Regions from separate parts of the Homo sapiens genome. Here regions 2, 3, 4, 5, 6 and 7 are each linked to region 1. Evidence: chromatin contacts called from ENCODE Hi-C or POLR2A ChIA-PET data. All regions are on one chromosome and are shown on one strand. Each heading gives the region's core, a stretch centred on a gene start or an enhancer-like site at or near the end of the contact. The rest is flanking DNA. Distances are from core to core; before and after follow the strand shown.

Evidence for each region. A loop is a pair of places that touch in the nucleus more often than their neighbours do. ChIA-PET counts read pairs that join two places held with the same protein, here RNA polymerase II (POLR2A). Pooled maps may share reads with other maps.
Region 2: a loop to region 1 is called in a pooled map, with 5 times the contacts of the local background. The contact joins the promoter of ACTL10 here to the promoter of SPAG4 in region 1. A Hi-C loop is called at or near these places in 7 of 50 pooled maps. POLR2A ChIA-PET finds 5 or more read pairs at or near these places in 2 of 52 experiments (A673 and activated CD4-positive, alpha-beta T cell).
Region 3: a map of OCI-LY7 shows a loop between it and region 1 (8-fold over the local background). The contact joins the promoter of E2F1 here to the promoter of SPAG4 in region 1. A Hi-C loop is called at or near these places in 1 of 168 maps with a recorded cell type or tissue (OCI-LY7) and 6 of 50 pooled maps. POLR2A ChIA-PET finds 5 or more read pairs at or near these places in 1 of 52 experiments (A673).
Region 4: a pooled map shows a loop between it and region 1 (10-fold over the local background). The contact joins the promoter of SAMHD1 here to the promoter of SPAG4 in region 1. A Hi-C loop is called at or near these places in 7 of 50 pooled maps.
Region 5: a pooled map shows a loop between it and region 1 (21-fold over the local background). The contact joins the promoter of AHCY here to the promoter of SPAG4 in region 1. A Hi-C loop is called at or near these places in 3 of 37 single-sample maps with no recorded cell type and 7 of 50 pooled maps. POLR2A ChIA-PET finds 5 or more read pairs at or near these places in 2 of 52 experiments (H1 and PC-9).
Region 6: a loop to region 1 is called in a pooled map, with 10 times the contacts of the local background. The contact joins the promoter of ITCH here to the promoter of SPAG4 in region 1. A Hi-C loop is called at or near these places in 8 of 50 pooled maps. POLR2A ChIA-PET finds 5 or more read pairs at or near these places in 2 of 52 experiments (Caco-2 and PC-3).
Region 7: a loop to region 1 is called in a pooled map, with 6 times the contacts of the local background. The contact joins the enhancer-like site here to the promoter of SPAG4 in region 1. A Hi-C loop is called at or near these places in 2 of 37 single-sample maps with no recorded cell type and 6 of 50 pooled maps. POLR2A ChIA-PET finds 5 or more read pairs at or near these places in 1 of 52 experiments (naive thymus-derived CD4-positive, alpha-beta T cell).

Annotation. Positions count from the first base shown.
Region 1 is chr20:35,613,881-35,617,541 of GRCh38, reverse strand. SPAG4 (sperm associated antigen 4) reads right to left here and starts at 1,713. Exons shown (of 12, transcript NM_003116.3): 1 at 1,235-1,713; 2 at 302-406; 3 at 1-22. The coding sequence starts at 1,538. RefSeq lists enhancers at 1-27, 1-207, 238-507 and a silencer at 938-1,667.
Region 2 is chr20:33,664,996-33,668,656 of GRCh38, reverse strand. ACTL10 (actin like 10) reads right to left here and starts at 1,714. Exons shown (of 1, transcript NM_001024675.2): 1 at 132-1,714. The coding sequence starts at 1,159. The coding sequence ends at 422. The region is part of intron 5 of NECAB3 (N-terminal EF-hand calcium binding protein 3); the gene reads left to right. RefSeq lists enhancers at 912-991, 1,802-2,021 and a silencer at 1,342-1,671.
Region 3 is chr20:33,684,594-33,688,254 of GRCh38, reverse strand. It overlaps E2F1 (E2F transcription factor 1), which reads left to right and starts at 1,870. Exons shown (of 7, transcript NM_005225.3): 1 at 1,870-2,251. The coding sequence starts at 1,991. RefSeq lists silencers at 1,531-2,030, 2,141-2,500.
Region 4 is chr20:36,950,160-36,953,820 of GRCh38, reverse strand. It overlaps SAMHD1 (SAM and HD domain containing deoxynucleoside triphosphate triphosphohydrolase 1), which reads left to right and starts at 2,113. Exons shown (of 16, transcript NM_015474.4): 1 at 2,113-2,385. The coding sequence starts at 2,178. RefSeq lists a silencer at 2,399-2,618.
Region 5 is chr20:34,301,571-34,305,231 of GRCh38, reverse strand. It overlaps AHCY (adenosylhomocysteinase), which reads left to right and starts at 1,877. Exons shown (of 10, transcript NM_000687.4): 1 at 1,877-1,989. The coding sequence starts at 1,962. RefSeq lists enhancers at 1,513-1,632, 1,653-1,702 and a silencer at 2,273-2,502.
Region 6 is chr20:34,361,366-34,365,026 of GRCh38, reverse strand. ITCH (itchy E3 ubiquitin protein ligase) reads right to left here and starts at 1,754. Exons shown (of 25, transcript NM_031483.7): 1 at 1,678-1,754. RefSeq lists a silencer at 1,220-1,449.
Region 7 is chr20:36,841,867-36,845,527 of GRCh38, reverse strand. The region is part of intron 1 of MTCL2 (microtubule crosslinking factor 2); the gene reads left to right. Among named protein-coding and RNA genes, the nearest start is that of MTCL2, 20 kb to the left of the region's middle. Within about 2 kb of position 2,032, at least 17 of the 41 ENCODE cell types and tissues checked have a DNase peak (open chromatin) inside an H3K27ac peak, as active enhancers do.

The DNA of each region.
Region 1 (3,661 bases), core at 464-2,963:
CTCAGCCCCTGGAAGAGCAGGCCTGAGGCCAGGACAGAGGGTCAGAGAGGGGCCCACGGCAGGGAGAGGCGGGGCTCAGCCTGCGTGGTGTCCGGGTTCAGAAGGGGCTTGGGAGGGGCCGGGGGTGGGCCTGGGGCTCAGGAAGAGAGGGTCGGCTAGGATAATTGGATGGGGGCTAGGAATGAGTTGAGGCTCGGAGAGGGGCTCGATACTCAAACGGGGGCCGGGGGCTCAGAGAGAACTGGAGTTCGGAGAGGGGAACCCGAGGGTCAGAGGGGATCGCAGCTGGCCTGGCCCGTACTCAGAAAGCTCTTGAACACCCGCGGGGGAGGCATCTCCTGCCTCAGATCCAGGGTCGGGAGAAGGTCGAGCGGCTCCTCAGAGACTACTGGAGACCCAGTCGGTTCTGCGGGAACCCAAGGGCTCCACTGGGGCCTTGCGGACCACAGACCTATTTTCCCCTCGAGACCGGGCCGCAGATTGCTCAGTCCACAAGCCAGACAGCTGGGAAGTCTCTCACAGGCTTTGGTCCCACCGCAGCCCTATCCCGGCTCCAGCTCCGCCCTCTGAAGCCCCGCCCCTCAGGGAGGCTCCGTCAAGAGTTGGTCTCCTGGCCGGGCGCGGTGGCTCACGCCTGTAATCCCAGCGATTTGGGAGGCCGAGGCGGGCGGATCACCTGAGGTCGGGAGTTCGAGGCCAGCCTGATTAACACGGAGAAACCCCGTCTCTACTAAAAACACAAAAATTGGCCGGGCATGGTGGCGCACGCCTGTAATCCCAGCTACTCGGGAGGCTGAGGCGGGAGAATCGTTTGAACCCGGGAGGCGGAGGTTGCGGTGAGCCGAGATCATGCCATTGCATGGCATGGGCAACAGGAGCGAAACTCCGTTGCAAAAAAAAAAAAAAAAGAGTTGGTCCCTCCCCCAAACGGATGACCCGCCCCCAGCCTTAGATCTTGGTGGAACCCAATTGTCCTGGGAGCCACTCACGCTAACATTGAGGCCGCGCCCCCTCAGTGGCACCCAACCACAAGATTTTCCCCGCCCCTTCCCATAACCGTCCAGGACACCGAGGCTCCGCCCCTTAAGGGATCTCATTTAGCACCATCCCTTTACCCTACAGGACCCACCTTGTAGGAGGTGCCCAGATATCATCTTAGCCCCGTCCCCGCCCAGCACCGCCCTTTAGGCCCCGCCCCCTCCACTGGCTCACCCGGGGTCGACCCCGCCCGCACCCGAGGCCCCGCCCCTCACGGTTGCCGCGCCACAGGCTGTCTGCCAGTTGTGGCTCCGAGGCGCTGGCTTCTGCTGAGAGCTTCCTGCCCATGTGGTTCCTCCGGGCACTCCCGCGCTCAAGGCGGGCTCACCGCAGCTCGGGCCCCGGGCTCTTCTGCCCTCGGGCTCCCCAGGCCCGGGCTCCGCTGACCGGAGCCCTTTGCTGTCCTCCGAGGTGATGCTCATTGAGCTGTTCTCGCTGAAAAAGTTGGGCGTGTGCTTGCGCGAGGACGAGGCCGAGCCCGGGCGGGAGCTTCGCCGCATCCTGACCCCCTGCTGCCTAGTCACTGACGCTAAAGCCGCCGCTGCGGTCGCCAAGGCCCTGGGGCCTCCTTCAGCCGCTGCGCGCCGCGGGGACCCCACGGACCCTGCGTGAAGTCGGCAGGCCCCGCGGCCGCACCTGCCCTCCCGCTGTGTCCCGGCCGGCTGCTGACGTCACAGAGGAGCCTCGGTCTCCGCGGGCTGCCCTGGCCGCGCGTCACGGAGCTGGCCGTGACGTCACCTGGAGCCGTAGCCATGGCAGCCTCTCCTTCTGACTTTGTTGTTGTTTAAGAGACAGGGTCTTTCTCATTGCCCAGGCTGGAGTGCAGTGGCCTGATCATAGCTCATTGTAACTTCGAACTCCTAGGCTCAAGCGATCCTCCCGCCTCGGCCTCCCAAAGCGCTGGGAGTACAGGCGTCAGCCACCGCGCCCGGCCTCTTTTACAGCAAGCGATGATGTCACAGCACTTCCCAGAAAACCCCATCTAAAATGGCACTCAGTCTATAACAGTTTTTTTCTTTCTTTCTTTCTTTCTTTCTTTCTTTCTTTCTTTCTTTCTTTCTTTCTTTCTTTCTTTCTTTTTTTTTTTTTTTTGAGATGGAGTCTCATTCTGTTGCCCAGGCTGGAGTGCAATGGCGCGATCTTGGTCCACTGCAACCTCCGCCTCCCGGGTTCAAGCGATTCTCCCGCCTCAGCCTCCTGAGTGGCTGGGATTACAGACATGCACCACCATGCCTGGCTAATTTTGTATTTTTAGTAGAGACGGGGTTTCTCCATGTTAGTCAGGCTGGTCTTGAACTCCCGATCTCAGGTGATCCACCCGCCCCGGCCTCCTAAAGTGCTGGGATTACAGGCATGAGCCACTGCGCCCAGCATTTTTATTTTTATTTTATTTTTATTTTTTGAGACAGAGTCCTGCTGTGTCGCCCAGGCTGGAGGGCAGTAGTGCAATCTCGGCTCAGTGCAACCTCCGCCTCCCGGGTTCAAGCGATTCTCCTGCCTCAGCCTCCCGAGTAGTTGGGATTACAGACACCCGCCATCATGCCTGGCTAATTTTTGTATTTTTGTAGAGACGGGGTTTTACCATGTTGGCCAGGCTGGTCGTGAACTCCTGACCTCAGGTTATCCGCCTGCCTGGGGCTCCCAAAGTGCTGGGATTACAGGAGTCAGCTACTGCGCCTGGCCTCTTTTAAAGCAAGTGATGACGTCACAGCACTTCCTAGAAAACCCCATCTAAAATTGCACTTAGCAAATACCAGTTTCTATCCCCCTTCCCTGTTTTGTTTTTCTCCTCAGCACGTGTCACTAACATGCTATATATTTCATTTCTCTCTTTCTTTGAGATGGAGTCTCGCTCTGTTGCCCAGGCTGGAGTGCAGTGGCATGATCTCAGCTCACTGCAACCTCCATCTCCCGGCCTCAAGCAATCCTCCCGCCTCAGCCTCCCGAGTAGCTGGGACTACAGGCTTGCGCCACCACACCCAGCTAATTTTTGTATTTTTTGTAGAGATGGGGTCTCGCTATGTTGCCCAGGCTGGTCTTCAACTCCTGAGCTTGAGTGATCCACCCACTTCTGCCTCCCAAAGTGCTGGGATTACAGATGTGAGCCACCATGCCTGGCCCATTTATTTATTTCCTTATTGCCTGCCATGCCCACTAGAACATAAACTTAATCAGGGCACAGATTTTCATTCACTACTGTATCCTCCAGCACCTAGATAAGCCTAGCATGTAGTAGGTGCTCAAATATTTGCAAATAATGAATGTTAAGAAGGAGCAGGGCATCACTCAGGGCACTTCTAAATACTTAGTCCCCTTTGCTCTGCAAGCCCTTCAGCCCCCTCCTCTCATCCTAGACATCAGGTCAGAGAGCTCATTCAGGATCTGTGGGTCCCTCCTCCAGACCCATTTTTCCCAGGGGTCTGTGGGTTGAGAATTCAGCACCCACCAATCGTCATACCCACACTCAGGCTGCACACCTGAGCCATGGAGGAAAGAATGAGGAATCAGATGGTCACAGCCAGAAGACTAGAGGTCCCCAAACTCTTGCTATGTAACAGAATATCAGTGCAGCTTATAGAAATTCAGCTTCCCAGGCACACCTTGTGATTCTACTGCAGATACT
Region 2 (3,661 bases), core at 465-2,964, 1.9 Mb after region 1:
CACAGGGCTCCTCCTCCTGGTGACTTTCACATGAGATTTAGTAGCTTTTCAAGGGATCGCCCCTTGGGGCCTGGCATCGGATGTATGTCCAAATGGTACATGACGAGGGTTTGGAGGAACTCCCATATCTGTGGCATGGACACAAGTGGGGCATCACCTTTATTGCCATAAAGTAGGGCCCTGTGGGTAGGCAGCTGGACTGGCATTCTCTGAACTGGCAGTGGTTGGGGAGATTCAAACTGCAGTTCAAAATGAGGGTCCCATGGGTCCCAAATACCTTCTCCTGGCCCAGAAAGGGTATGGGGGTGACCCATCCAGTCAGCTCCAACCTCCAGGAGGACCCTGCCAGCTCCAAACACTTGACTCTTTAGATAGAGAGCTGTCCCCCAACGCAGTGCCACCCCCCCCAGTCCAGCCTGACTCAGTTGAACACATCGTACAGCAGCCTGGAGCCACACTCCTGGTACATGGCCCGAGTTATCCAGCGGCGCTGGAAGGAGTGCAGGGAGGCCACCATGGAGCCGCCGGTCCACACAGCCATGCCACGCCCATGCTTGGCCACCAGGTGGGGCCGCAGGGCCGCGTAGCCGTGCCGCCGGCACTGCGCCTCCAGCTCCTTGTCCAGGCGCTCGGCGAAGCCAGGAAACAGTGTGGAGCCGCCGGCTAGCACCACGGTGTCTGCCAGGCGTGTCCGCAGCGTTTTGGGCATCTTCTGCAGCGCCCGGAAGGCCAGCGCGGGCAGCCCCTGCTCAGCCTGGCCCAGCAGGCCCGGCTGGAAGATGGGTTCGGGGCAGCGGAAGCGCTCACTGCTGAGGCAGACGCAGCACCCGTTACCCACGCTGAAACTGGCCGGATGGTGGCGGGCGGGGTCGCGGAGGTCGCCCTCGAAGTCCAGGGACACGTAGCAGCTGCGCTTCTTGAGATGTGTGATGGCCTTGCGGGGCAGGGCCTGCTGCAAGAGGTCAGGGTTCGCCGCCACCAGCAGATCCCGCAGGTAGCGCGACAGGGTGCTGCCTGCCACGTTCAGTCGGAAGGTGGCCTGGTGCCACGAGTGACCCGCGTAGATGGGCGTGGCGTGGCACACGCCCGCGCCCGCCTCCACGGCCAGCCCGCTGAACGCGCCGGTGGAGCAGAGCGCCAGCAACGCGGTGCTAGCCATGTGGCACGCGGGCACTGCCAGGGTCTCGAACAGCAGCTCCGCCACCCTTTCGCGGCCCGCGGGCGGCGCCAACGGCGAGTCGCTCACCAGCACGGGCCACTGCTCTGGGCACACCCGCAGGCCGCCCACCAGCAGGCGCTCCCACAGCCCTTCCAGCGCCTCCCAGTCCGCCACCACGCCGTGCTTGATGGGGTGCGCCCGCGCCACGCCGCCCGCCAGCTCGCAGCCCGGCGCTCCGGGCAGCACCGGCCGGTCCCAGCTGGGCACCAAGCTAGAGCTCTTCAGCACTATGCGCGGCTGGTTCTCGCCCGCGAAGCCCGCCTTGGTGAAGCCCGAGCCCTGGTCCACCACCACCGCGATGCGGCCCAGGGAGGACGGCCGGTGCACGCGGCGGCTCCCCGACACCGACGCCACCTTCGGGCTCGGCCCAGCCGCGGGGCTGAAGGCTCCGCTCCTCCGCGCCACTCGGCTTCGTCGGCCCGATACCTCCCGGCCTCTGTCCTAGGGAGTAGTCCCCTTCAGCCTTTGGCTCTGCCTCCGGAGCCTAAGTTCTTCCTCTTCTGGACCAAATCACCACCCTTTTCAGCTCTTGGCTCCGCCCTCTGGTCTGAAAGCCCCGCCTCTTCTGTCCGGGCCATCCGCCTCCTTTTCAGCTCGTGGCTAGTTCCTAGGCCTGAGGCCCGGCCCCTAGTTCAGGCTTCAGTCTCCGCTCTGGCTGGGTTCCAGCCGCATCTCACCCTCTTGGTCTCCCTCTGGCGCCGGGCTTCAGGCTCCACGCTCTCAGGACCCGCCTCTGCTTTGCTGTTCCGCCCCGTCAGCCCTTGCTGAGATGGCTGACGAGATGGCTAGGACTGATCCTTTTAGATCCTAAGAAGCCCCCGGGAGGAGCAGAACTTTGAGGGCGAAGGGGCCTTGTGGTAAGGCCATTTGGACATATATCCCCCTTGAGGACCCAGGCAGCCTCCTGGCACCTCTCACCTGGGCTTGACGGAAGTTCCTGGTTGTGGAGAGGGGAGGGGCTGGTCAGAAGGCAGAAAAGAACTTGGATTGGGCTCATTGTGACCTCACTCCCCAGCAGCTGCACTTCGCAGCTCCCTACCTTATGACAACTCCCTGGACCCATCCTCTCTTCTGGACAGAGCCAAGGGCAGTGATTTTGGCATCCAGGGGTCTGGCTTCAGCAGCCCAGCACAGTCTGATTCCTTTCCCAAACCACTTAGAATTATCTGATGTACTCTGTCCAGATGTGTGGCCCCCTACCCCTCCCAGTGCTGAAGAAAAAGCTTTTTCATCACAGATCTGCAGCTTCCCTGAAGAGCCCCCGAGAGGCTCTGGCCCTACCTTTATGGGCTTCCACGGATGGATTCACGTGGGCCTCAGTTTGAGACTCAGTTCTTTTTTTTATTATTATTATTTTTGAGACGGAGTCTCGGTCACCCAGGCTGGGCGTGCAGCGTTGCAATCTCAGCTCAGTGCAACCTCTGCCTTCCGAGTTCAAGTGATTCTCCTGCCTCAGCCTCCTGAGTAGCTGGGACTACAGGCATGCACCACCATACGCGGCTAATTTTTGTATTTTTAGTGGAGACAGGGTTTCGCCACGTTGGCCAGGCTGGTCTCGAACTCCTGACCTCAGGTGATCCACCTGCCTTGGACTCCCAAAGTGCTAGGATTACAGGTGTGAGCCACCGCACCCAGCAAGACTCAGTTCTGAAGCTGACTCACTGTGCAGTCCTAAGCAAGTCTTGATCTTTCTCTGGGTTCGGTTTTCTCCTCCAAAAGGTAGTAATAATCCCCCCACACAGGAAAGAGGTCACTTCTTGTCTCTGCAAAGCCTCATCCTCCTGAGGACCAGTTTGGTTGCAGGTAGAAGACTCAGGTGAATGTAACCCAAAATAAGGACTTTATTGAAAGGATCTTACATGTTATGGATATCAAGAGCAAGGGTGAAATCAGGTTTCAGGAACAGAATCTGACTGCGGGGCTGTGGGGAACCCAGGATGTGCACTGCATTGTGTTGTTTGTTTTTTGAGATGGAGTCTCGCTCTCTTGCCCAGGCTGGAGTGCAGTGGTGTGATCTCAGCTCACTGCAACCTCTGCCTCCTGGGTTCAATTCCCCTGCCTTAGTCTCCCGAGTAGCTGGGACTACAGGCGCCCGCCATGATGCCTGGCTAGTTTTTTGTATTTTTAGTAGAGACGGGGTTTCACCGTGTTAGCCAGGATGGTCTCGATCTCCTGACCTCGTGATCTGCCTGCCTCAGCCTCCCAAAGTGCTGGGTTTACAGGCGTGATCCACTGCGCTTGGCCTGCATTGTGTTTTTATTCTGAAGGCTGGCTTAGCCTGTGCATGTTCAAGTAGAGAACATGGTCTCTTACAGCTCCTGAATCACAGTCCTAGGGGGAGGGGCTGACAGGACCAGCTTGGGCCAATCACTGTATGGGCAGGAGGTGCAGCCCCATGGAAGAACATGGTTACCCTGATTGTAACCATGTGGATGGTAGGGA
Region 3 (3,661 bases), core at 621-3,120, 1.9 Mb after region 1:
TTTCCAATTCCTTATGCTTTTCATTCTCCTGGCAACCCTGGAAGGGGCCAGGGCAAGGTCTGTGTGCCCATTTGAAACTAAGGGTGAGAAGCATCCTCAGGAGCTGTGATTTGAGGCTGCACCACTCATTTTGATTATGCTGGTACACCAGTTTGCTTTCAAATGTGAGTATGCATAAAAATAACCTGGAAGCTTGGTGAGGTGGCAGTCACCTGGAGTACCAGCTATGCTGGAGGCTGAGGCGGGAGGATCTCTTGAGCCCAGGGGTTTGAGACTACCCTGGGCAACATAGTGAGACCTCGTCTATATAAAATAAATAGGAAAAAAAAAATAAGATACTGGCTTTTCTAATTCCCTAAGTGTCAAAAAAAAAAAAAGAAAAAGAATAACAAATATCACCTGGAAAGGGGACATGGCATTGTTAAAATGCAGATTCTTGGGCACCTAGAGATTTTAAATTGGCAGGGCCAGGGTGGGCCCAAAATTAGCAAGTGACCACGTGGTTCTGAAGCCAGTGGCCTAAGGACCACCCTTGCAGAACCGTGGTCTCCTTGTCACAGTCTAGGCAGCCTCTGGCTTAGCCTCTGTTTCTTTCATAACCTTTCTCAGCGCCTGCTCTGGGCCAGACCAGTGTTGGGAGGAGTCGCTACTGAGCTCCTAGATTGGCAGGGGAGGCAGATGGAGAAAAGGAGTGTGTGTGGTCAGCATTGGAGCAGAGGCAGCAGTGGGCAATAGAGGAAGTGAGTAAATCCTTGGGAGGGCTCCCTAGAAGTGATGTGTTTTCTTTTTTTGTTTTAGAGACAGGATCTCGCTCTGTCGCCCAGGCTGGTGTGCAGTGGCATGATCATAGCTCACTGCAGCCTCGACTTCTCGGGCTCAAGCAATCCTCCCACCTCAGCCTCCCAAGTAGCTGGGACTACGGGCACACGCCACCATGCCTGGCTAATTTTTGTATTTTTTGTAGAGATGGGTCTTCACCATGTTGATCAGGCTGGTCTCGAACTCCTGGGCTCATGCGATCCACCCCGCCAGCTGATTACAGGGATTCCGGTGGTGAGCCACCGCGCCCAGACGCCACTTCATCGTATTGTAAACGTCTGTTACCTTTCTGTTCCCCTGTCTACTGGACTGTGAGCTCCTTAGGGCCACGAATTGAGGATGGGGCACAGAGCAAGCTCTCCAAACGTTTGTTGAATGAGTGAGGGAATGAATGAGTTCAAGCAGATGCTATACGTTGGCTGTTGGAGATTTTGGCTAAAATGGGACTTGCAGGAAAGCCCGACGTCCCCCTCGCCATTTCCAGGCACCGCTCTTCAGCTTGGGCTCTGGGTGAGCGGGATAGGGCTGGGTGCAGGATTAGGATAATGTCATGGGTGAGGCAAGTTGAGGATGGAAGAGGTGGCTGATGGCTGGGCTGTGGAACTGATGATCCTGAAAAGAAGAGGGGACAGTCTCTGGAAATCTAAGCTGAGGCTGTTGGGGGCTACAGGTTGAGGGTCACGTGCAGAAGAGAGGCTCTGTTCTGAACCTGCACTATAGAAAGGTCAGTGGGATGCGGGAGCGTCGGGGCGGGGCGGGGCCTATGTTCCGGTGTCCCCACGCCTCCAGCAGGGGACGCCCGGGCTGGGGGCGGGGAGTCACACCGCGCCTGGTACCATCCGGACAAAGCCTGCGCGCGCCCCGCCCCGCCATTGGCCGTACCGCCCCGCGCCGCCGCCCCATCCCGCCCCTCGCCGCCGGGTCCGGCGCGTTAAAGCCAATAGGAACCGCCGCCGTTGTTCCCGTCACGGCCGGGGCAGCCAATTGTGGCGGCGCTCGGCGGCTCGTGGCTCTTTCGCGGCAAAAAGGATTTGGCGCGTAAAAGTGGCCGGGACTTTGCAGGCAGCGGCGGCCGGGGGCGGAGCGGGATCGAGCCCTCGCCGAGGCCTGCCGCCATGGGCCCGCGCCGCCGCCGCCGCCTGTCACCCGGGCCGCGCGGGCCGTGAGCGTCATGGCCTTGGCCGGGGCCCCTGCGGGCGGCCCATGCGCGCCGGCGCTGGAGGCCCTGCTCGGGGCCGGCGCGCTGCGGCTGCTCGACTCCTCGCAGATCGTCATCATCTCCGCCGCGCAGGACGCCAGCGCCCCGCCGGCTCCCACCGGCCCCGCGGCGCCCGCCGCCGGCCCCTGCGACCCTGACCTGCTGCTCTTCGCCACACCGCAGGCGCCCCGGCCCACACCCAGTGCGCCGCGGCCCGCGCTCGGCCGCCCGCCGGTACGGACCCCAGGGACGCCGCGCCGACAGCGCCGCCTGTGCCCCCCGCGCAGACCCGGGAGGGCGCCGTGTTTGGCCTGGAGGCGGCAGGGGGCGGGGGAGGGGTTGACTGAGGCGCCCAGGCTGGGCGGTGCAGAGCCGGGGTTGGGCCTCCGGGCCCCGCCCTGGGGTGCGGGGTGACCTCGGGCCGGTCCCTGTTTGCTGCTCTGTGCTCTGCGCCTCAGCTTCCTCACCGGAGCCTCCCCAGCGTCGGACTCAGTGATAATAATAGCCCACGTGTATTCAACTGGCGTTTACTGCATGCCAGGCCTTTGGGCGACTTCAAGCCAGCTAAAACTCACAACCCCGCTGTGAGCTGTGTTGTCACTGTGCCCATCTGACGGAGGAGGAACTGAGGCCCAGAGAGGGAAAGTGACTTGCCCCTGGTCACACGGCTGCAGGTGGTGGGGCTGGGATTTGAACTGAGGCCTGCTGGCTTCAGCTCAGAATTTGCATCTCGGTAGTGAGCACAGCTGCTAGGGGAAGTGAAGGCGGGGCGGAGGAAAGTCCTGGGGCCTAACCGTTGGTGAGCCATTGAGGAGACCCTCCTTCCTGCCTCGATGCTGACTGCCAGGTGCAGGCCTGGCCGGCCAGGCCTCTGGGGACAGCCCTCCTGGCTGGGAGGCCTTCTCTGCAGGGGCGGGGCAGCTGGACCAGCTGCTGATCCCCTCCCTCTGCCTGTCCTTCCATCTGCCACCCTCCACCCTCCCAGGCCCTGGTTGCCATGGAACCTCATTAATCAGGCAGGCCGACCCCTGAGTCTCTGTAGAAGGACTAGGTGGGCTGGGCCTCTGGGAGCTGGAGAGGAGGCCCCCAGTGCCAGGAGAGAAAATGTCTCAGGGAGATCCTTTAATAAAGCCCTCCCTGATCGCTGAGCTCAAGACGAATTCAGACTGGAGGGCCCAGAAGAGGCGGCTGAATTCCAGTGGGAGAAGGGATTGGAGGCGTAGAAGCCTGGAGCTGGGAACTGTGGGGCACAGGGCAGGGTGTGGAGACCAGTTTGACTGGCGCAGCCTATGGGTGAAGGTGGGGCTCTGGTGTGCAGGCGGGGTCTGGCCAGGCAGGATGGGGTCTCAGCAGGGAACTTGGAGCAAGTGGGAGGGGTGAGGCAGGACTCAGGACAAGGAGGTAGAAGCTGCCTAACTGCTGATGGGGGTGTGGGTGGCAGCTGGTCCCTGAGGCATCCTGAGGAGGCTCCCCCAACCCCCTTGGCCCCATGCCCAGTGCTGCCTTCCGGAATCACCACAATGCTAATAATAATAACAATAGCAGCCACCATTGTTTTGAGGATGTCTTGTGTGCCAGGCTCTGTGCCAAGCGCTTTACTTAATTAACTCATTTAACCCCATCAGCAGCAGTCCCTTTTTACAG
Region 4 (3,661 bases), core at 864-3,363, 1.3 Mb before region 1:
ATTTTAGTAGAGACAGGGTTTTGCCATGTTGGCCAGGCTGGTCTCGAACTCCTGACCTCAGGTGATCCACCCGCCTCGGCCTCCCAAAGTGCTGGGATTACAGACGTGAGCCACTGCGCCTGGCAGGAACACCTTTATACTTTCCTCCATGGGTCTGCAGGAAAAGGGAGCCATTGAAAATTGTGGGTTAAATAATAGAAAATAGTTTTATATCAAAACCCCCTTTACTTATTTATTTATTTTTTATTATTATTATTTTTGAAACAGAGTCTTGCTCTGTTGCCCAGGCTGGAGTGCAACGGGAAGATCTTGGCTCACTGCAACCTACACCTCCCACATTTGAGTGATTCTCGTGCCCCCGCCTCCTGAGTAGCTGGGATTACAGGCATGCACCACCAGGCCTGGCTAATTTTTGTATTTTAGTAGAGATGGGGTTTCACCATGTTGGCCAGGTTGGCCTTGAACTCCTGGCCTCAAGTGAGTGCTCTGGCCTCCCAAAGTGCTGGGATTACAGGCATGAGCCACTGCACCCAGCCCCAAACCCCCTTTAACAAGCAGTGGTTGGCAAGTTATCAAGACCATGGACTTTGGAACCAAGTTACATCTCTTGGGTTTGAATACAGGCTTCATCATTTCCTAGCTGTAAGACCTTGGGCAGCTGGGTACGGCTGTGTAATCCCAGCACTTTGGGAGGCTGAGGTGTGGGAATCACCTGAGGTCAGGAGTTCAAGACCAGCCTGGCCAACATGGTGAAATCCTGTCTCTACTAAAAATACAAAAATTAGCCAGGTGTGGTGGCAGGCGCCTGTAGTCCCAGCTACTTGGGAGTCTGAGGCATGAGAATCACTTGAACCTGGGAGGCAGAGGTTGCAGTGAGCTGAGATCACGCCACTGCACTCCAGCTTGGGAAACAGAGCAAGACTCCGTCTCAAAAAAAAAAAAGAAGACCTGCGGCAAATTACTTTTTCCTACATCCTAAGGTAATTGTGATAATTAAGTGAAGTAATATGTGTAGAGCCCTTAGAACTTTACAATATTTGTAAAACCCTTAGAAGTTATAAAAATTATTTAATATTTAAATAATTTAATGAATGTACTTAATTCATTTAGTATTATGTATAAATATAAAATTATTTTATATTTGTAAAGCCCTTAGAACCGTGCCTGGCACACAGTAAAGCTCTGTTTGCAAATAATATTTTGGCTCACCAGTAGACCACTAGTTCATACTGCTTGATGATAAGCTATTCCGCCTCATTCGTCCTTGACCCCCTAAACAGGTCTATGCCTTGGTTGCTGGGAAGGTGTGTTGGCTTTATTAACAGTAATAGTGATATGTCCTTTTACCAGGCAATTGCATGGACCAGTATTTATAGGGAAGTTTGAGCCCTGCCGCAGAGGGGTTAAGTGATGGGAAAATGCCTGCCATTTTCACATGCTGTTACAACCAGGCAGTAAAAGTCCTCAGAAGTTAAATTTTAAGTAATCAGACTGGCCACTTTCCTTCCTCTGGGAATGCAGTTGGGATGGAGGGCTCTGTCTCTAGTTGGAAAGAAGTCTGAAGTCCCCTCCTGTGTGGACACCAGACAACAGGTATCCCAGGGCCCTCTAGTTGACCAGCAATACTGTGGAATGAAGACACCCTCAAGTCACATTTGAAATCATTCCGGGTTCTTCCAGTTCAGCACCTTGACTGTTTTCCTCTTCACTGGGAAGGTGCTGGCAGCCTGACGGCCTTTTAGGCTTCTTTTAAGTTTGGGGCATCTGAAACCCGGCCAAGGTGCGGCGGGTAGTGTACTCATTCGAAGGAGAATACCCCCAATTCACTAGACGAGCCCCTAATTGGGGGTGCGGTGCCGGGCGCGCTCTTTCCTCCCCCTTTCCACCAGCACTGCCCTCAGTTCTGCTTCTAGCCACGCCCTTTCGCGTTCACGTCCAGCGCCCTGGCGGGATTGATTTGAGGACGACTGGACTGCCATTGCGCCTGCGCAGGGAGCCCAAGGCAAGAGCCGCTAGGCTGCCCTGCCCGAAGGGCTCAACTGTCAGTGAGCCTGCGCAGGAGGCCAATAGGCTGCCAATACTCCTTGGACTCCCCGCCAGGGCCCTGCTGTCAGTGCGCCTGCGCGCGGGTCCGGCGCCGAGGTTCTTGACTGCTGTGCCGGACGCCAGGTGTAGCCATGCAGCGAGCCGATTCCGAGCAGCCCTCCAAGCGTCCCCGTTGCGATGACAGCCCGAGAACCCCCTCAAACACCCCTTCCGCAGAGGCAGACTGGTCCCCGGGCCTGGAACTCCATCCCGACTACAAGACATGGGGTCCGGAGCAGGTGTGCTCCTTCCTCAGGCGCGGTGGCTTTGAAGAGCCGGTGCTGCTGAAGAACATCCGAGGTAGCGGCTCCGGAGGGGCTGAGGGGCGAAGGGCGGCGACCTGGGGCGCGGGCCAGGCGCCCTGAGGGAGGGGGCCCCACGAGAGGACCGAGGCCGAGGAGCGAGCCCTGCGGCGGGAGGCACCCGGGAGGGCGGACCTGCGCTGGGGGCGCCGAGGAAAGGAAGACCCGAGGCGGGGGAGGGAGCCCTGCGGCGGGGGTTCCCAGGAGGGCCTGCGGCATGGGGCTCCCGGGACTGACTCCCCGAGGCGGAGGAAGAAGACATGGGGTCGCCTGGGATAGGCGATTCGTAGGATGGGAGCAGGCTCCCGGGATTGAGGACCTGGGAGGGGCAGTCGTAGATTGGGATCTCACTCTCGTGGGTTTCTTCACTAACTTGCCACCCCGGCGCGGGACAAGCGAGACTCGGGTCCCTTTTTTTTAGTTAGAAGGAGATTTTTCCCCAGACCTTGGTGGGCGGCTTGCTGTCATCCAGGCTCGCGGGACCCCTCCGCGCTAACCGCAGCTCCTTGAACACTTGCCACATCAGAGGATGTTCTGGGGCTTTTAGGTTTCGGTTTCCTCCCTGAATTGAGGCTTTTCCTGAAGGGGAAGGAACTGGCTTGGTTAATCTCTGAATTCCCATCACCTTCCTTGGCATCCCAGCAGCGCCCGATAGGCGTGTGTTGACTGCACTTGCAGAACATGGTAAGGAACATGTTTTGCTCTTTAAAAGCAGGTTCCCCTCCAAAATCTGAACCTTGGGGTTGTTCAGTTGACCACTGAATCCCCAGCATGCCACAGTTTGGCCACATCCCCTGGAGAAGTGTTTAGGTTGAGTTTTAATCATATTTTACTGATTCGTATCCAAGCATCCATCCTTGTGAATTCTACTCAACTTTTTGTGGTGGGTGTGAGATTTGACTCCTGCCTTATATCCTCTAGGTGTCCAATAGGAAGGTGATTCTTTGGTGGTTGGGATTTGCAAATTTAGTAAATTTTTGCATTTGTTAGGTGGGGCCCTGTTTGGCTAGGTTGGAAACTGGGGTAGGAGGAACATTAGTGGTTCAGGACCCAAAGATAGCTTGAATGGGTATGGGAAATTGCATTTCTCCTTTTTTTTTTTTCTTCCCCCTTTTGCCCTTTCGTTTCCCTCCACTGCTGGGATGGATTATTACTTTATTTTCTTTGACTAGCAACAAGTGGAGTGAAGTAGTTCCATATTTTCTGTCTCAAAATGTGGTTGGCTCTCTGTTTCAGTGGTTTGTAGATTAACTCGTTACCCTCCAGAATGATGT
Region 5 (3,661 bases), core at 628-3,127, 1.3 Mb after region 1:
CTGCCTCAGCCTTGCGAGTAGCTGGGACTACAGGCTCCCGACACCACGCCCAGCTAATTTTTTTTTTTTTTTGTATTTTTAGTAGAGATGGGGTTTTACCCTGTTAGCCAGGATGGTCTCGATTTCCTGACCCCGTGATCCGCCCGCCTCGGCCTCCCAATGTGCTGGGATTACAGGCGTGAGCCACGCGCCCGGCCAGAAGAGTTTAATTCTTTTCTCATTTTTAGGTTAAAAAATGAGTAGAGGCCGGGCACGGTGGCTCACGCCAGTAATCCCAGCACTTTGGGAGGCAGAGGCTGGCGGATCACCTGAGGTCGGGAGTTCGAGATTAGCCTGACCAATATGGAGAAACCCCGTCTCTACTAAAAATACAAAATTAGCCAGGCGTGGTGGCTCATGCCTGTAATCCCAGCTACTCGGGAGGCTGAGGCAAGAGAATCGCTTGAATCCGGGAGGCAGAGGTTGGTGTGAGCCAAGATCATGCCATTGCACTCCAGCCTGGGCAACAAGCGCCAAACTCTATCTCAAAAAAAGAAAAAACAAAATTAGCCAGGTGTGGTGGTGCGTGCCTGTAATCCAAGCCACTCGGGAGGCTGAGGCAGGAGAATTGCTTGAACCCGGGAGGTGGAGGTTGCAGCGAGCCTAGATGGTGCCACTGCACTCCAGTGTGGGCGACAGAGTGAGACTCCATAAAAAAAAAAAAAAATTCAGGGGAAAAAAAGCAATTAAAAAAACATAACTATAAAAATAATACAAATTACAAAACAACCATTTGCATAGCATTTACATTATATTAGTTATAAGTAATCTAGAGATGATTAAAGTGTACGGAGGAATGTGCATAGGTTATATGCCAATACTGCCTCATTTTATATGAGGGACTTGAACATAGAAGGGTTTTGGAGTCCACAGAGGTCCTGAAACCAATTTCCCCTTCCCATGCCTGGGATGACTGAATTATACAGCAGCAAAAATGAATATACTCAAGCTATATGCATGAGTCTCATAAATATAATGCTCACAGAAAAAAGCAAGTTGCAGAAGGGTAAATACGGTTGATATATAAAGGTGCTAAACACAGAACTATTTAATGATATACGGATGCAGTAAAAGTATAAGAAATGTATGCAAACTTACTTAAATTCAGGGTGTTGGTTACTTGGAGTAAGGCGAATGTTTGGGATGTCAGTAGGTACCTGACAAATGGCAACTTAACTTTGTTTTGGTTTTTTTGAGATAGGGTCTTGCCCTTTCGCCCAGGCTCAAGTGCTGTGGTGGGATGATAGCTCACTGCAGCCTCGATCTCCAGGCTCAAAAGATCCTCCCTCCCGCCTCCGCGTCCCAAGTAGCTGGGACCACAAGCGCGCGCCACCACGCCCGGCTAATTTTTAATTTTTTTTTGTAGAGTTCAGGTCTCACTGTGTTGCCCAGGATGGTCTTGAACTCCTGGGCTCAAGCGATCCTCCCGCCTTGGCCTCCCAAAGTGCTGGGATTACAGGTGTGAGCCACCGCGCCTGGCCTGCAACTTTACTTATAATAATCTGTGTGGCAGATGTCATTTGGCCCATTTTACAGATGAGGAAATTGAGGCACAGGGAAGTGAACTGGCGGAATTTCAGTTCCGCTGGGTTTTGACACTGAATCAACTGGCTGAACCAGCGAGAGGACGGCCCGGCTGGCTCTCAGGCCTCTCCCGGCGCTCCCTTCCGGACCGGTGAGTGAGACTCCTGGGGCCACGCCTTGTGAAATTCTGAGGCTTCTTTTCAGGGATCGAAATCCCCTCCGGCTCCGCCCTGCGCGTTGGGCCCCGCCCCAGCGGGTCATGAATATGCAAGTGCGAGGAAGATATTTAAAGGCGTCGGCGCCACGCGCATATCCCTGCTCGGCGCTGCCCGCCCAGTTCCTGTTCCCAGACTGAGGCCCAGCCCCCTTCGCCCGTTTCCATCACGAGTGCCGCCAGCATGTCTGACAAACTGCCCTACAAAGTCGGTGAGTCCCAGGACCTGCAGCCGGTTGCGGCCGCCCGGCACCCGCCCGGGGCTTGTTCGTGGCGGGGGCTGCAGGGCCGACTCGGGGCTCTCTGGACCCCCTGGAATCGCAGCCTCGGCGCGTTTCTGGCCGCGCGAAGCCAGCTGGAAGTTGGAGTTCTCGCGCGGCCATGAGCGGGCCGTTCCGGGTGGCCGTGGACTACAAGTCCCAGCATGCCCCGCGACGCCGGGGCCGCCGCGCGGTCTGCGAGCCGCAAACTGGCGGCGTGCTCCGCGGGAGAGCACACCTGGCCACGGCCTGGGACGGCTGGCACCTGCCGGACCCTGCTCGGGGGGCCTGCGCCCGGCCTCCTAGGCCTGGACCGGACCCTGTCCAGCTGGGCGGCCCCGACGAGCGTCCACCCCTCTCTGGGCCTCCTACAGGGACGGCGAGGGCACCCCGGAGGGTGTATGAGGAGAGGCCTGGAAAGCGAGCCCCAGGCCGGCTCCGATCCTCCTCTCCCCTGGGACTTTGGGCCAGTTACCCAACCTGTGGGGTCCCCCACCCCTCCAGCAGGGGCAGCCTTGCAGAAATCTCGAAGAAAATTTGGAGTGGTTTGAAAAATCCTGCTGTCCCACCGATTGAAGTGTAATACAGGGATAGTTAACGTTTACTTAGTGTTTCCTGTGGGATCGGCACTGCCTTCTAGCTTTATTCTAGTCTCATGGCTCTATAGGGAAACTGTTCTCATTTTATGATGAGAATCCTGAGGCAGAGGTAACTTGCCCTCAGTCTTACAGCTGGTGGTGATGGAGCAAGATTGGAACGCAGGCCATCTAGATCTCTGAGCGCACCCTTTCACCACTGTGTGCAAGCGAATACACGCGGAACAATCCTAGTGAATTTTCAGCAAAAACCAGTTCAGTTTGGCTGGTAGCTTTTCAAGTAACTTTGACACTATTGGACCGGGTGTGGTGGCTCACCCCTGTAGTCCCAGCACTTTGAGAGGCCGAGGTGGGCGAATCACTTGAGGTCAAGAGTTCGAGACCAGCCTGGCCAACGTGGTGAAACGCTATCTCTACCAAAAATACAAAAACTAGCTGGGCGTGGTGGCGGGCGCCTTCATTCCCAGCTACTCGGGAGGCTGAGGCAGGAGGACTGTTTGAGCCGGGGAGACGGAGGTTGCAGTGAGCCGAGATTGCACCACCACGCTCCAACCTGGGCAACAGAGCAAGACCCTGTCTCAAAAAAAAAAAACAAACAAAAAAAGACACTATTAAGTCTGGAGAATGCCATCCACATTTATGGAAACACTTGCTGTATATCTGGTGATTTACGTGTGTTTACACAATAATCTTCATAGAGGTGGACGTAATCCCGTTATATAGAGCATGAAACTGAGGCCCTTGGGAGGTGACTTGCAAAGATTCTGTTGAAGTAGTTCATCAAGTTGCTACCAGAGTAGACTGTCTCCATTGTGTGGATGCTGAAACTGAACCCAGAAAGGTTATGTGAAGGTCACATCAATAGTAGAGCTGGAATGGGGGCTTGTCATACTGTGGAGAGATTAGTGGGTCAGGATTGGGGCCATTGGGTTGTGTGGGTGGAGATAAAGCTGGATTTGGGGATGGGGAGCTTAGCTGGGTGGGGCTGGAGGAAGGAGGCCCTGCTGTATGCCAGATCTTGATCATAT
Region 6 (3,661 bases), core at 505-3,004, 1.3 Mb after region 1:
GGTTTCACGATGTTGCCCAGGCTGATCTCCAATTCCTGGGCTCACGTAATCCGCCCACCTCGGCCTCCCAAATTGCTGGGATTACAGGCGTGAGCCACCACACCCATCCCATTGCTTTTTTTTTTTTTTTTTTTTTGAGGCGGAGTCTCGCTCTGTCGCCCAGGCTGGAGTGCAGCAGCGAGATCTCGGCTCACTGCAGCCTCCACCTCCCGGGTTCAAGCCATTCTCCTGCCTCAGCCTCCCTAGTAGCTGGGACTACAGGCGCGCGCCACCACGCCCAGGATTTTTTTTTTTTTTTTTTTGTATTTTTAGTAGAGACGGGGTTTCACCATGTTGGTCAGGATGGTCTCGAACTCCTGACCTCATGATCTGCCCGCCTCGGCCTCCCAAAGTGCTAGGATTACAGGCGTGAGCCACACACAGCACCCGGCCCATTTCTTAATTTTAAAAATAAATCGTAGCTTAAATAAACCTGTAAATACACATAGCAAGCTCTCAGCAGATCTGCCATGAGAACTTCACCTCAACTGATAAACCATTCCTTAGCCGATTTTGAGAATGGAAATACACTGCCTTTACATACTTCCTGAAGATCGAATTCTATCAGGAAAAGATGCAGGAGAACCCACCTAAGTGGGTGGCTGGCTCCAGGGTCTTACTAATTTTCAAGGCAAAAATCCCACAATTCCCCATCCCCCACTCCAAACCAAGTATACTGTAGCTGTGGAAGAATGGCAGAAAATGTAATAAGATTAGGATACGAATACAACCAAGAAAACAAGGTTGCGTTGTTATTGGGGATAATGAATTCCTGGCCCTTTACAAGTTCACCTGGTTACATGTCCAACTAACTTTAGGCCCAGCGTCTACTTCGGGCGCACAAATTCTGCGATTCTCTTTTCTGTCGCGGACGGGAACTGTCTTGGAAAACTTGAGTTCTCCACTTAAAAGTCATGTCATCATGCTTCGACCCTTAGAATACGTTCAACGGCTACTTTTTTCTTTTCTCTGCTAAAGAAAAGGGCACTCTCCGGAGGAAGGGCAGTGACAGCTCCACGTCTGCAAAAGTCGGCGCCGCCACGACGGTGGCGGACGTCGGGGAGGGCGCCGGAGCCGGGACCACCACGCCGGGGGGACAATGGAAGGAGGAGGCGAGTGGGAGAGAGAAGGGGAGGCAGCCGCTGTGCTGGGCCCTTCTAGCGACTGGGGGCTCGGAAAAGTCTCGAGAAGGCCAGCTGGGTGGCGGGGGACCCGGCCGCCGCCCCTCACAGGGCCACGTCGCCCGCGCCGGCCCCGCCGCCGGGCCCCGCGCGTAGGCCGAACCGCTGGAGAGTGGCCCCAGGCGGGGCTGAGGGGCGAGGGGCCGGACGGTACCCACGCCCGTCGTGGCCCAGCCCTTTCACAACTTGGAGCCCGCGAGGCGAAGGCCTCCGGAAGCCTGTGCCAGACACTGATCCCTCCGAACGTCCAGACAGCCCACCCCCACCGCCCGGCCCGGGCCAGTAGCCCGAGCTCCCCGCGCCCCCGACAGACACCGGCTCTGGAAGAAGGAGCAGCCGCGGCTCTGGGGTCCCGAACCGCGCGTCCCACTCCTCTACCCTTGTTCTCCCCGAACATTCTCATCCGGACTCCCTCCCTCTCCCGAGAACTGCCCCGAGTTCGCCCACGGGGGTTTACCGGGACTCGGGGCGGCGGCGACTCCTCAGTCCCTAGACTAAGATGGCAGCCGGTCCCGAGCCCCGACCACAGCTACTAGAGCGAGTTAGCAGCTAAAGCGCAGGCGCCTGAGCGCGGAAGTGGTCTAGACTACAAGCCCCAGCAGGCCTTGCGCGCCAGCCGTCCGGCCCGCCCCTGGCTTGAAGAGCTGGCTGCGGTGGTAAATCAGTTAAATCCCAGTTTTCCTCAGCTCCAGGTGAGATGGGCGCGAGCGGCTCCCAGCACCTCCAGGCTTTTTTTTTTTTTTAACACCCCGCCCACCAGAGCCTATAAGGACTGTGATTCTCAAACTATGGTGTGCATCAGAATCACCTAGAGAGCTTATTAAAACTTACACTGCTGACCCCCACCCCCAGAGTTTCTGATCAGAAGATCTGGCATAGGAGGATAGGGTCTGATAATTTGCATGTCCAACAAGCTGTCTAGTGATACTGCTAGTGAGTGAAATCATAATTTGAGAACCAATGGGCTATATAGCTTAGTTTATAACTTAGTTGTTCTTTTTTCTTTTTCTTTTCCTTTTCTTTTTTTTTCTTCTTTTTGAGATAAGGTCTCACCCTTCACCCAGGCTGGAGTGCAGTGGTGCAGTCATAGCTCACTACAGCCTCACACTCCTGGGCTCAAGCGAGCCTCCCACCTGGGCTTCCTGAGTAGCTGGGACAGCAGTTGAGCACCACCACACCCGACTAATTTTGTTCTATTCTTTGTAGAGATGGGGATGGGGTGGAGTGCGGATGGGATGGGGCGGGAATAGGGCCACGGTGTCGCCATGTTGCCCAGGCTGGTCTCCAGCTCCTGGGCTCAAGCGATACTCCCTCCTCGGGCCTCCCAATCGCTGAGATTACAGATGTGAGCCACTGCACCTGGCCTGGCTTAGCCTTTAACAATGTACATTAAAGGGCGTGGTTAAAAAGAAAATAAAAGAAAAAAAATGTACACTTGAGAGTTACACTGACCGGATTCAAATCCTCCCTTTTCTACCTTTTAACTGGGTGCCCTTAGGGATGATGACAACAGCTTAGTGGAGCCAACGTGGCCTGTCCGGTATTCTAAGAGCTGATACCAAGCTCCCTTTATTCTCACAACAAACCTATTACAGAAATACCATTATTATCCCCATTTTACAAATATATAAACTAAGTCACATACTTGATAAGAACCCAGGCAGTCTGGCGTGAAAGTCCGTTGTCTTAACCTTCTTCATGGATTGCTTGTGAGAAATAATAGGCTATGCAGGCAGAGACTCAGAGGTATGACTAAGTGCTCAATACTTAGTGACCTTTGCTATTACTGTTTAGCCTGTTTCCTCCTAATGAAAATAGTATTTTGCCATCTGGAAAGTCACATTTTTCAAAGTGACTTTTTTTTTTTTTTTTTTTTTGAGACAGAGTCTTGCTCTGTCACCCAACCTGGAGTGCAGCGGTGCAATCATAGCTCACTGCAGCCAACCTCCTGGGCTCAAGTGATCCTCTCACCTCAGCTTCCTGAGTAGCTGGGACTCCAGGCTCAAGCCACCACACTATCCTAATTGTTTTTATTTTTGTAGAGACGTGGACTCCCTGTGTTGCCCAGGCTGTTCTCAGACTCCTAGGCTTGGCTAGGGTCAGTGGCTTACACCTGTAATCCCAGGAGTTAGGGAGGCCAAGGCAGGCAAATCACTTGAGGTCAGGAGTTTGAGACCAGTCTGGCCAACATGGTGAAACCCCGTCTCTTTTTTTTTTTTTTTTTTTTTTTGAGACAGAGTATTGCTCTGTCGCCCAGGCTGGAGTGCAGTGGCGCAATCTTGGCTCACTGCAACCTCCGCTCGCCTCCTGGGTTCAAGTGATTCTCCTGTCTCAGCCTCCTAAGTAGCTGGGACTACAAGCGCATGCCATCACGCCTGGCTAATTTTTGTATTTTTAGTAGAGTTGGGTGAGCCACCACGCCTAGCCTTGTGAAACCCCTT
Region 7 (3,661 bases), core at 783-3,282, 1.2 Mb before region 1:
TGCCAGCAGGGGCTAACGGGCATTCTGCCTGCAGCTGGGACTAGCCCCCTGAGAGGCCTAGGCCCCCCTGGAGAGATGGAACTGGCGTGAATGCAACATCTTGGGCTGTCACAAATTGACTGTGGTGAAGGGCAGGCCTTGGGGAGACAGCTGCTCATGTGAGAACTATCATTCATTCATTCACTTATTCAAAGGATGCTTGCTGAGATCCTGCTCTGTGTCAGGCCCTGGCATGGGGACTTGTGCTCAGAGACCTGACTCTTGCCCTTTTAGGGGGGGAAATAACTAGAAGGAAACGCCCTTCATCAGAATCCCTTGGGGGGCTCACCCTAGGAGTTTCTGATTCAGCAAGTCTGGGTTGGGACATGAGAATTTCTCACAAATTCACCAGTGATGCTGATGTTACTGGTCCAGGAACTGCACTTTGAGAGCCACTGTAATTCAGGTATTGTAATTATGCATGGATTATGTTTTCTTTTTCTTTTCTTCTTCTTCTTCTTCTTTTTTTTTTTTTTTTGAGACAGAATCTTGCTCTGTCACCCAGGGTGGAGTGCAGTGGTGTGATCTCAGCTCACTGCAATGTCCATCTCCTGGGTTCAAGCAATTCTCCTGCCTTAGTAGCTGGTATTACAGGCACCTGCCACCATGCCTGGCTAATTTTATATTTTTAGTAAAGACAGGGTTTCACCAAGTTGCCCAGGCTGGTCTCGAACTCCTGACCTCAAATGGTCCGCCCGCCTCGGTCTCCCCATAGTGCTGGGATTACAGGCGTGAGCCACTGCACCTGGCCTGTTTTCTCTATTTTCAAAACTGTCTCTATGATCATGTTTTACTTTTAGAGACAGGTTCTTGCTCTGTTACCCAGGCTGGAGTGCAGTGGTGCAATCATAGTTCAACAGAACCCCAACCTCCTGGGCTCAAACAATCCTCCCACCCCAGCCTCCCAAGTAGCTGGGGCCACAGGTGCACTACCAGACCAGGTAATCCATCCACCTCAGCCTCCCAAAGTGCTGGGATTACAGGCATGAGCCACCGCACCTGGCCAATGATAGCCATTTTTAAAGTCACGGCCTATTTGGATGTAATACATTATTATTATTGTTGTTATTATTATTATTATTATTATTTTTTTTTTGTAGAGATGAGGTCTTACTGTGTTGCCCAGGCTGGTCTTCAACTCCTGGGCTCAAGTGATCCTCCTGCCTCAGCCTCTCAGAGTGCTGGGGTTACAGGGGTGAGCCACTGTGCCCTGCCAGTGCTTTATTTTATTTTATTTTATTTTATTTTTTTCTGAGACAGAGTCTCGCTCTGTTACCCAGGCTGGAGTGCAGTGGCATGATCTCAGCTCACTGCAACCTCCGCCTCCTGGGTTCAAGCAATTCTCCTGCCTCAGCCTCCTGAATAGCTGGGATTACAGGCGTGCACCACCACGCCCGGCTAATTCTTATATTTTTAGTAGAGATGGGGTTTCACCATGTTGGCCAGGCTGGTCTCAAACTCCTGACATCGTGATCTGCCGGCCTTGGCCTCCCAAAGTGCTGGGATTACAGGCGTGAGCCATCGTGCCCGACCTGGCCTGTTTTATAAATAAGAAAATCAGTCATTTAAAAGTTAAAAAAAATGATTTCCAAAAATGACTCTAGTGCTCTGGGTGTGATCTTGTGTAAGAGATGTTACCTCCCATGATCTAAATGTCATGCATTTGTTAATGTAGCCCAGCATCATAGGGTTGTGTGCATTTCCCCTTGGTTCAACCTGAGCTTGGGGTCCACTTAGACCCTCCTATTCTTTCCATCACCATATCCTGTCATTTTAACTTTCTAGAGATAATAAGTGAGGTGCTGGTAACCGGCATGGCTAGGATTTGAACACAGATCCATCTGGAGGCTGGCCTAGCCTACCGGCTTGCACTTCCTGAGTGATCTTTCCTTCATGCTTCCTTCACCGGCTGCCTGAAACAGCGCGTGGATCCTTCACTTCCTCATTTTTTTAACTGGTGTGATCATTTACTGTTCCACTTCCTCCTCTCCACTCTGGTTCTGTCCACGTGGTATGCTGGTGGGGTGGTGAGTCTATGAGGGTGGAGGTGGGGGTGGGGGGCTGGCAAAGTGACTGTTCTCTGCAGCCCCAGGAGTCAAACCGATGGGCAGGAAAACCTCTCGAGCTTGTGAGAACTGGCCTGGAGGGCAGGGCTCCCTAACCCTGACTCTGAGTTAAATCCATCCAGCCTCAGGGGGCGCTGGCAACCCCAGTCGTACCCCCTTCCTCACAGGGAGCCATCCTACCAGGCTGACCATTGGAAGAGCAGAGCAGTCCTCCCCATCTGGGCAGGCAGGAGTGAAGAGAGAGAACCCCATGTTTGTTCCTTTCACAGGCACAAAATCAGATCCCCCTTCCTCCCAGCCCCAGCGAGGGTGTGGTGAGGGGTGCTCGGACAGAAGCCAGAGGTGTCCCTCTGACGGGAGCAGAGTGGACACTCCCTCCTCCCAGTGGCAGCATGAGGAGGGAGGAATACGAGACCCCACTTCCCAGTCCCTTCCTTTCCGTTTTCTTTGGGGAAAGACGGGTAGGGAGAGCTGAGGAATCCGGCTCTCCAGATCTGCCCTCTCCAGGGCCCACAGAGGCCTTCTTGCCCCTTGGACCCCCCACCCCTGCTTCCATCACTGCCATCCTCGGTGCTTCCCCTGGCTCCTCAGGGATGCCTTTAGCAGGTCATTCATCCCTGGTGACTCTGTTTCTCTTTTTTTTTATTTTGTGAGACAGAGGCTCGCTCTGCTGCCCAGGCTGGAGTGCAGTGGTATGATCTTGGGTCACTGCAACCTCTGCCTCCCAGGTTCAAATGATTCTCCTGCTTCAGCCTCCCGAGTAGCTGGGATTACAGGTGCCCACCACCATGCCTGGCTAATTTTTGTATTTTTAGTAGAGACGGGATTTCACCATGTTGGCCAGGCTGGTCTTGAACTCCTGGCCTCAGGCGATCTGACCGCCTTGGCCTCCCAAAGCGCTGGGATTACAGGCGTGAGCCACCGCACCTGGCCAGTTTCCCTTCTTAGTATACAATCTTATTTAAATCATTCGGTCACATTAAGAGTAGGTATTATCATTCCCATTTGTGACTAGGTTTTCACATTTGTATGAGACATAATAATTATGCATTTCTTCTGCGTAATTCTACTTCCCTCCCCCTTACACTTAGTATCTAATGATTGTTGCACATTCGTATGTCTTTTTTGTTGTTTTTGACCTGACTAAACATGCATGCATCCATTCAGTTAATATTTGTTGGGAGGCTACCACCTGCTAGGCCAAATGGGGTTGCCTCCAGGCACTCATGGTTTGGCTGGGAGACAAACTATTAAACATAGAATTGCAAATTTGCTAATAATGATTACAAAGGAGAAGTGAGGAACAGCTGGAAGCTGATGACAGCGGTAGCAGAAGCTGCCTTCAGGAAGTGAGGTCATACTCTTACCCTCTCTGCTTAAAACCCAAACCCAGGCCAGGCATGGTGGCTTATGCCTGTAATCCCAGCACTTTGGGATGCTGAGCTAGGCAGATTGCTTGAGCTCAGTTCATGAGCAACCTGGGCAACATGGCAAAACCCTGTATACACACACACACACACACACACACACACACACACACACACACACCCCACCCC